2 separate regions of the Homo sapiens genome follow, and region 1 is linked to region 2. The links are chromatin contacts, found by Hi-C or POLR2A ChIA-PET in ENCODE. All regions are on one chromosome and are shown on one strand. Each heading gives the region's core, a stretch centred on a gene start or an enhancer-like site at or near the end of the contact. The rest is flanking DNA. Distances are from core to core; before and after follow the strand shown.

Region 1 (4,519 bases), core at 715-3,214, 5.4 Mb after region 2:
CACTTCATATTCTTCACTCAGATTCTCCAAATGTTAACATTTTCCTTCATTTGCTTTATTGGTTTTTCATTCCTTTACCCCTGAATACTTCAGTGTGTTTTCTCGTGACAAGAATGTTTTCTTCTACCCAAAGCACAATTACCAAAATCAAAGAATTAACAGTGATCTGGTACTTCAAAATACATTTTTTTTTTCCCTGAGACAGTGTCTCGCTCTGTCACCCAGGTTGGAGTGCAGTGGCACGATCTCGGCTCACTGCAAGCTCGGACTCCCGGGTTCACGCCATTCTCCTGCCTCAGCCGCCTGAGTAGCTAGGACTACAGGCGCCCGCCACGACGCCCGGCTAATGTTTTCTATTTTCAGTAGAGACGAGATTTCATCGTGTTAGCCAGGATGGTCTCGATCTCCTGACCTCGTGTTCCACCTGCCTCGACCTCCCAAAGTTCTGGGATTACAGGCGTGAGCCACCGTGCCCGGCAGAAAATACAATTTTTGACAGCTCACGTTTCATCCCACTCAAACCTTTTTAGGTGAGGAGTGCTGCTCTGTACTTTCCTACACGATGTGCATTCCTGTATTGCGGCTGCCATTTTCCTAAGGCCAACTACATGACAGGTACCATTTTTTATGGCCTCTGTAACATAATCTTCATTAACAATTCTATGAATTAAGGTTTTTGGGGTTTTTGTTGTTAGTTTTGTTTTTTGAGACAAGGGCTCAATCTGTCTCCCAGGCTGGAGTGCAGTGGTACCATCAGGGCTCACTGCAACCTCTGCCTCCCGGGTTCAAGGGATTCTCCTGCCTGAGCCTCCTGAGTAGCTGGGGACTACAGGTGCGCACCACCACGCCCAGCTAATTTTTGTATTTCTCGGTAAAGACAGGTTTTCACCATGTTGGCCAGGCTGGTCTGGAACTCCTGACCTCAAGTGATCCGCCCACCTCGGCCTCCCAAAGTGCTGGGATTACAGGCGTGAGCCACCACACGGTCCCACGAATTAAGTTCTATTATCAATTTCATTTTAGAAGTGAGGATCCGAAGTCTCAATGAGGGGAAGTGTTGCCCCAGATCAAAAGGTTAATAAATGGCACAACAGGAATTCTTATCCCAGGTCCCTTTAGCTCCAAAGGGCAAGCTCTCTTATATCCCTAAGCCGAGAAGCATCTAACTGTACAATAAGGACTGGCATATCACAAAAATTATATTTCTTTCTCTACTGTCTCTCTAGATGGAACTTTTCAAAGGTGATGGAGGTCTTATTTTTAATAAAAGCAGAGCCAAGCATCAGAGCTGGTTCTTAACTCAAGATCCAACATCTAGTGTTTGTTCTACTGGGGGAGAAGGAGCTTCACCAGAAGACGACAGACATTCCAGGGTCCCAGCCCCAGAGATTTGATTCATTCTGTCTACTGTGAATGGGCCCTAGAATGTCGCTTTTAAAACCTCTCCAGATGGACCTGACGATTAGGCTTGGGATCTACCGCCCTCGCCTGCCCCCATACCTCAGCTGTTTCATAACTGCTCCCAGAAGAAGGAAGGGCAGGGAGGGCTACTCTCATGTTACAAAGAGCCGGAGAGGGCAAATGACTCGCCCAAGGCCACACAGCTTAGAAAAACAGCGGCGCGGGGACTAGACGCCAGGTCTCCCAACCTCCACTCCGGCTCGGCGTCCCAACACGGAGGAAGCCCCGAGACTGCCACGCTTAGAGCCCCCTCCTCCAGGCTGTCCACCCCGAGGCCTCCGCGCTCTCGGAGAGACCGCACTCTCGGAGAGACTCGGGAGAGAAAGACGAAAGACCGCCTTTGGAGGCCGAACTCAGCCATGCCTCCCCAGTTCCCAGCCCAGCACAGAGGAAGCTGCGGGGTCCGGAAGAAAAAAACGCACACAGGCGGCGGCCCCAAACCGTTGCCGCCCACTTACCTCAGCTCTGGCTTTACACTGGTAGCCGCCTTCCCCTCTGCAGCCGAAACCAACTTCCGGTCTCCTCCGGGAAGAAGCCACCGACTCTGTCCTTGATTGGCTGTAAGAGCTGTCCTTTAACGAAATTCTAGCTCCGCCTCAGACCGATCCCTCGCTGTTGCGCCTACGTATGTTTGACTCCTCCCATCCACCCGTTACTGACTTTTAAAAGTCGTAGCTGAGGGTTCCGTTTCTTCGTTTCTTTTTGAATTAAGGCATAAAATTGAACAAGACACCTTATTGCTTTATTTTTTATAGACCCCTTATTGACCAGAAACAATCTTATGTTTTAATGTTTAACATGCTCTTGTAAGACTTAACGTGAATTTAGAAATTTATGACACGAAAATAACCTCCAAAAGAAACGCTTGCTATTGCGCCTGCGTATATTCCACCCCCTTCCCCATTACCACTCTTTTACTGACTTAGTCGCTGCTGGTAGTTCCATTCCTTTTGTCCTTTTTTAATTTAACGCATACAATTAAGACGTCTTACATACAAATTCGAAAATATAGACATGCAGGGTTTTTTTGTTGTTTTTTTCTTTGAGACGGAGTCTTTCTCTTTCGCCCAGGCTGGACTGCAGTGGCGCGATTTCGGCTCGCTGCAACTTCAGTCTCCGGGATTCAAGCGATTCTCGTGCCTCAGCCTCCCGAATAGTTGGGGTTTCACCTATTTTTTTTTCTTTTTTTTGTATTTTTGGTAGAGACAGGGTTTCACCGTGTTGGCGAGGCTCATCTCGAGCTCTTGATATGAAGTGATCCGCCCGCCTCGGCCACCCAAAGTGCTGGGATTGTAGGCGTGAACCACCACTTCCGGACTCCCCCATTTTAAATCCCTCGCACGTATCAATTTATTTCCTGAAGAAATCCATCTACGTTGAGCATAACCCAATCCAGCTTTTCTCCTCACCGCTGACCCCAATGTATCCTGCACCAGTGACTTCCAATGGTCGTTCCCAGTCCTCATTTTACTCCATCTGTCAGCAGCATTTGGCACATTTGATTAATGGATTGCCCCAGGACTCAGTTCTCCAACCACTTCTCAGTCAGATATCAGCTGGATGATTACATGCAGGCCCTGGAACACCGTTTCCTCTGCACTTCAGACCCTCATATCCAGTGGTGACAGACATCTTTCCCCAGTTGCACTTTACTCAATTGCAAATGTTCAATCGAAGGAATCACCTTTTTCTCCTTTCTCACATACCCCACCGAAACTACCATACCAGCCTTTTGCATTAGATCTATTTAAAAATAAGTAAATAAAGTTCCAAATATGACTGACCACCGTTCCCACTGCTATGGTCCTATGCCATGCCACCATTATCTCTCACCTGGACTTCTTTGATTTTTTGTCCTCCCTTAGTCTATTTACCACACCTTCTTAAAATATAAGACCGGTCTTATCACTCCTCTATTCAAAATCCTCCAAGGCTTTCTATGACTTTTAGAATAAAATCTGACATCCTTCCCCTGGCCTATATCACAGGCCCTACAAAATTGCCAAGTACATCCCGGCCTTGGGGCCAATGCATTTGCCTGGAACTCTTTGCACAGATATTGACACGTCTCATTTCCTTCTTTCCTTTTTTTTTTTTTTTTTTTTTTTTTTTTTTTTGAGACGAAGTCTTGCTCTGTCACCCAGGCTGGAGTGCAGTGGCCCAATCTCGGCTCACTGCAAGCTCCACCTCCCAGGTTCACGCCATTCTCCTGCCTCAGCCTCCCCAGCAGCTGGGACTAGAGGCACACGCCATCACGCCCAGCTAATTTTTTTGTATTTTTAGTAGAGACGGGGTTTCACCGTGTTAGCCAGGATGGTCTGAATCTCCTGACCTCGTGATCCGCCCGCCTCGGCCTCCCAAAGTGCTGGGATTATAGGCGTGAGCCACCGCGCCCGGCTTCATTTCCTCAATTCATTCAGGTTTCTGGTCAAATGTGACTTCAAAGAGTTCTTCTGGGGTTACACTACTCTATGCAAAATAGCGCATCCCTAATCTTTCTCTTGGGAGATGCCCCTGAAACCCTTACTATGTATTATCTTTTTTTCATAGAACCTCTCATCATCTGAAATCATCTTACATAGTATATTTATGTATTTTATTGCCTTTCTTATCCATCAAAAATATCAGGTTTATGAGCATGGGACCTTTGTTTCATTTACTGCTGTTGTGTTTGAACCTACATACAACGGTGCCTGAAATTGGCAAATACTCAATAAGTGTTTATTGAATAAGAAACAAAATGAATACAATCATCACTTTCAAATAAATTCATAGCGTGGCTTTGGTGGTTATACCACAGTCTCTTTAGCCAGATCCTCATTGTGTTAAATTATTTTTCTCCAAATTTGATCCAGTGTAACTACACAGGATGATGAGATCCCAGTACATATATGTTTGTGCATGTGTCCAATTTTGTTCTTTGAAATAAATTTCTAGAAATAGAATTACTGGGCCCAAAGGGGCAGTGTCTTAACAGTTAGTAGCAGAATCAAGGCTAGAATCTTGGACTCTTGACTATCAATCTAGTGTTCTTTCCAATAAACTTCAAATGAATAAT
Region 2 (4,827 bases), core at 145-2,644:
GGGACCAGAAGGGGCTTTCACTTCGCTCCTGGGCCTCCCGAGTTCCAGGCTCGGGCTAGCCCCGCGCAGGGAGGCGAGCGGGCCCGGCTCCCCAGAGGCCGAGGCCGGCGCCCGTGCTCCTTCAGCTCGGCCTCTCTCCCCCGACATAGGCGCTCCACATGCTTCATTTCCAAAATTCTCAGCAAAACTCCGCGGGAGACCCTGGTCACATGCCTGGAACGAGAACAAACCGGGGCGTGTCTGTGCCGGACGGCTGGGAACCAAAGCTATTTCCATAGAAATAGGGCCGGCCAGCCTTGAGTTGTAGCCCCGCCAGTGCCTGAAACGCCAGGAGGAGGGGACGAGTTGCCTTTTAAAGGCGTAGCGACGAGAATAAGCCCCCACCCGCGGCAATTCGAGGCTGAACAATAGTGGTGCAGCTCGGGACGTGGTGCGAGGGCCCACACTCCACTGGAGCACGCGCGGACCACCGTGCCTCAGCTGCCACAAAGGGAGCCTCGCCACACGCCCGCGGCCGCCTCGCAGCGCCCGCCAAGAAGCGCCTGGCGGAAGGGCGCACTCTCAGGCCTTCCACCGGCGACCTTCCGGCGGGAGCCTGCGGGCGGCGCAGGAACGACCCTCCTTCCTCTGCCCCGCAGCAGTGCTGAGTAATGGTGAGAGCAGCAAGGCCCTTGGCCGCCGCACGTAAGAAAAAAGTTGTAATAAAAAGAAAACAACCCGGGAAACTTTACTAGTTGGTTCGCCAGGTACAAACCTATGCGGAAAAGGCGGGGTACAGGCCTCGGAGGCCGGACCCAACCAGTCAGGGAAAGAAAGAGGGCAGAAGCCGCAGGCTGCACAGCCTCACAACCGCCCAGAGGGCACGGCGGCCCTGGGGCTCGGTCTCTTCCGAGCAGAGCAACCTCCGTGTCTATCAGCTCCTTCCGGCGTTGCGATTGGCCACAGGCTGTCTTGGCCTCTCGGACGCCCGCCTCCTAGTTGCTAGGGGTTTACTTCCCCAAAGTACACGGGCCCCACCTTGTGGCGCAACCGCTCCTGCATGGAAAACGGATCTCCGCCCAGGGGAAGACGTGTTAACGAATAAGAGCAGCCCCACACATTTATTGGCTACTTTGAGTATCAGTCAAAGAACTGCTCACTCGCCTTTCTATTGTACTTTTCGGTTATTGGTCTCTCTTAGTGCCGATCTGTTACTAGGGAAACGAGATCCTCACAGTCTCATAGGCAGGAGTCAAAGCCAATCAAGAGCCACGCCTTCATCCCCGAGTCAGTGCCCAATTACTGTTCGAAGAGCCCTGAGGACGCGGTCGGGATTGGTCATCCCGTCGCCCGACCTGGCCGCAACAAGTTAGGGTGAGTGGCAGTTATATAGACCGGCGGCGGAGCACGCGTGTGTGCGGACGCAGTTGCGTGAGGGGTTTGTACTATCCTCGGTGCTGTGGTGCAGAGCTAGTTCCTCTCCAGCTCAGCCGCGTAGGTACGCCGGGGTGTGGGCGGGGCAGGGAGGCCAGAGGACTAAGCCGAGCCGCAGCACTTGTGAGAGGGAGAAGTCTGAGTGGCGCTCGCGGCGGCCGCGCCAGTCGCGTCCCCCACCCCAACCCCCACCCCAACGGCCGCAGGCGCGCGCGGCGGACGGACGGGCGCGCGGCGGCTCCTCGCTCCCGCTCCCGTCCCGGCTGGGGCGCGTGGCCGTGTCCGCCGCGTGCGCGTGCTGCGTCCAACGGCCTCGCGGGGCAGGAGTAAGCCGCGGCCGCCGCCTGGGCCCCAGGGCGGTCTCTGGGGCCAGGGGTCCCGCGCCCAGCGTTTCCCGCCCGCCACCCTCTCCGCCACGCGCCCGCGGCACCTTTTCCTCCCCTGGCCAAGGGATCCAGTCGGTTCGGACCAGAAGGAGGCTTTCGTTTAGGGTGGGGGCAGCACTAAAGTCTGATTGGAGTCTTGCGGTCCGCGCGTCGCAGAAGCGCCTTCGGTTTTGCAGAGAGCAAAGAGGGAGCAGCGAGTGCACGGAGTGGTAGTAACAACCAATGTTCTTTCCACGCCCTCACTGTGTGTCCGGCACTGTGCGGAGCCACTTTTCTGCCTTTCATTTGATTCTTGCAGTGAGCTGGCGAGGTGGGTACGGCTATCCTCCTTCCTTAGCGGCCCAAGGCACGGGTTTGGAGAGCGGGGTCACAGGCACGCACGGGAAGGGCGGGGATTTGTTGACGCCGGGCCCTCTGACTCCGAGCTCCCCGCTTCCCAAGCCTGTTTTTAGTCTTTGCCCCCAGAGCACTTGTCCCTCGGGGCAGCATCAGCCTCAAAAGGCCACCTGCCGAGAAGGCTGCAGCGGCATTTGTACTTGGGCTAGTTCTGGGCTTCCAGGGAGACAAGGGTTGGAAGTGGGAATGTGACAAAGGAAAAGGGTTTGGGCTTCCTTTCTACGTGTACTTGTACAGGCCCTGGGTAGATGTGCCGCCACCGTAGCTTCTGGAAAAAAGTAGGGAAAACGATGAGTAAGTGCAAATGAACATGGACTGTGTTCCTCATCGGGTTTGAATCTCAGATTGCTGATGGGAAATTCCCGCCAGCGGGAAGTTAGGCTCCGGTTTTAGACGTTGAATTTTTTTTTCTCTACTTTTTTTTTAATTGGAGGAGACTTTTGCAGAAAGACCTTGAGAAGATTCACTTTATAGTTGAAGGGAATGAGGTGCAAAGCGACGAATTTAAGATCTCACTAGCATCTGTGGGTTAAAATACGGAATTGGAATAGAAAGGTTGGCGCCCAGTTACAGTATACTATTTGGACCTCTGTGGAGCGTGTCATGCTGGATGAATTACTGGTGTTGGAGATGTGTTGGAAAAAACAACTGTGACAGTCGAGATCTGTGGATGAAAGTTTGTGTACACTCCGTTTATTTAGCATTTACTCTGCTGGGTTCTTGTGTATATGCAGAAACAAGATGCTTTTCTTCAGGGACTGGAGCTTATATTTTTCTAGTAGTTACCATCTTTTAGATTATTTAAAAGCCAACATACTCCTTGGCTTAGTGAAATAAATCTTCTATGTTATAGAAACACTTCTATAAACATAAAGATTTCTATAATCGTGTTCTGGAAACCCTTTCTATAAACATGTTTCTATAACAGTATTATAATAATGTTCCAAGTAACATTTACTTGGAACTTTGCTGGTGTGGCGATTCCGGTTACTTGCCCTTACAGACTGGTTAACTATGGAATTAGCATTTTAACTTAGACTTAAAGTTGAGCAATTTAAGTTGTCAAATGGAAAAACACTAGAATGACCTACATTTAAACTGTTTAAGCTTGAGTCCAGCTAATTTTATTACTGCTTGAGGCAAAATAGAATGAAATTACCTTACACATTATTGAGGGAAAATTTCGTTAGTTTCTACTTAAAATATTAAAAAAATACAGTTCTTGGCCTCAGGCAAATGGTTATCACTTGGGCAGGAACATGAAAATTACGTGATTATTTCACAAACTGGTGCTCTAACTGATTACTTGTGCATTTATCAGGAACAAGTGAATTGAAGCAAATTGTGGTAATGTAAGGCTTGGCAAGGCTGCCCTACATCCCTACCAAGTCATACGTCAGTTTTGTTGGAGCTGCTTACCGGTACAAAAGTCTAAGCTTTTGTACCTCTTACAGGTAGAAAAGTAGACAGTTCTTTGTTTAACTCAGTTTGCTGTTCCTGAGCTGACACTGCACCAGGGGAACATTAGGAGATTTTGGTAATGTTTGTTTGTGACCTACTTAGAGCAGTTTTTCTTTTGTAACTTATGGTTTTTTTTTTTCCCACTCGTTCTAGTATTTTGCATAGAAAGTGAACGGCAGAAGGCAGTTTTAAGTTTTTGTAAAAGTTTGTGAATTTTATATCGTCCTTAGGACTGATGGGGCTAGTGTTAAAAGATAAAATTTAACATAAAGCTTACATTTGTGACTAAAGCCAATTTTATATTTTTTTTCTTTATTTTTGTCAGTCTGATAAAACTGCCCACTTGGTCTTTTAACATTTTGCAAATTGATTTTTTTTTTAACTTTCAGAATTTAAATAGGCATTGTATGTTTGTTTAATTATATTGTGCTTTGGCTTCCTTGGACGAAACTATTACTGACTTTACAAAGAAGAATGGATAATTGTGGAAGTAGGTAGGTCAAAAAAAAAAAGGAAAGCCTCGCCCGCCCCCCAGTAATTTGTCAAAAGCAAGTGGGAAAAATCTCTGGTAGTGCAGTACTGCCCTTCCAGTACTCCAGTACAAGCCCTGGAGTTGAATTTAGATTCAGCAACTATTATCTTACATGTAGTTGGTGATCACAATGTGGTGGCACACTAGGTTTATAATTTTATATCTCAGAAATCAGCTATTTACTTTTTTTAAAAAAGTATTCTTGGACATCCTGTCTGTCTTTAGTTGGGAAGGTCAAGTTGCAAGCCAGGTGATAGGGTTAAGAGTAGGAATAATTCACACACACGAATAGTGTCTTAATATTCTGTCTTACAAGGTGGAAAGCAATTTCAAAAAAATTGCCCTCACAGCCTGTAGCTTAGTAAATAAGGTCTTTAGGCGACTTTGTGATAGAGTCCCTCTTCTGTCAGGTGGCCAGTCTGTCATGTAATAAGTTCTTGGTATGTGTGTTGTATCTTAGGTACTTAATCAAAAGTAAAGATTAAAGATGATTGACAGAAATTTGGCTTCCTGGATGGTATACACATCTACTTAGTAGGGATGTAATCTTTGGTGGCTATTAACTTCACTGGCTATATAAAGCATCATTATGTATTTGTGTAACCTTTTGCATATTTAGAGAGTGCTTTCACACATCTT

Evidence for each region. Hi-C counts contacts between places; a loop is a spot of excess contacts on that map. ChIA-PET counts read pairs that join two places held with the same protein, here RNA polymerase II (POLR2A). Pooled maps may share reads with other maps.
Region 1: a map of B cell shows a loop between it and region 2 (22-fold over the local background). The contact joins the promoter of MED7 here to the promoter of G3BP1 in region 2. A Hi-C loop is called at or near these places in 1 of 168 maps with a recorded cell type or tissue (B cell) and 6 of 50 pooled maps. POLR2A ChIA-PET finds 5 or more read pairs at or near these places in 1 of 52 experiments (CD4-positive, alpha-beta T cell).

Annotation. Positions count from the first base shown.
Region 1 is chr5:157,140,901-157,145,419 of GRCh38, forward strand. It overlaps MED7 (mediator complex subunit 7), which reads right to left and starts at 1,965. Exons shown (of 2, transcript NM_004270.5): 1 at 1,920-1,965. RefSeq lists enhancers at 1,633-1,682, 2,493-2,592.
Region 2 is chr5:151,770,560-151,775,386 of GRCh38, forward strand. It overlaps G3BP1 (G3BP stress granule assembly factor 1), which reads left to right and starts at 1,395. Exons shown (of 12, transcript NM_005754.3): 1 at 1,395-1,477. It overlaps LOC100652758 (a long non-coding RNA gene), which reads right to left and starts at 1,617. Exons shown (of 2, transcript NR_132345.1): 1 at 1,144-1,617; 2 at 1-213. RefSeq lists enhancers at 1-203, 582-811, 1,069-1,363 and silencers at 1,572-1,901, 1,952-2,021.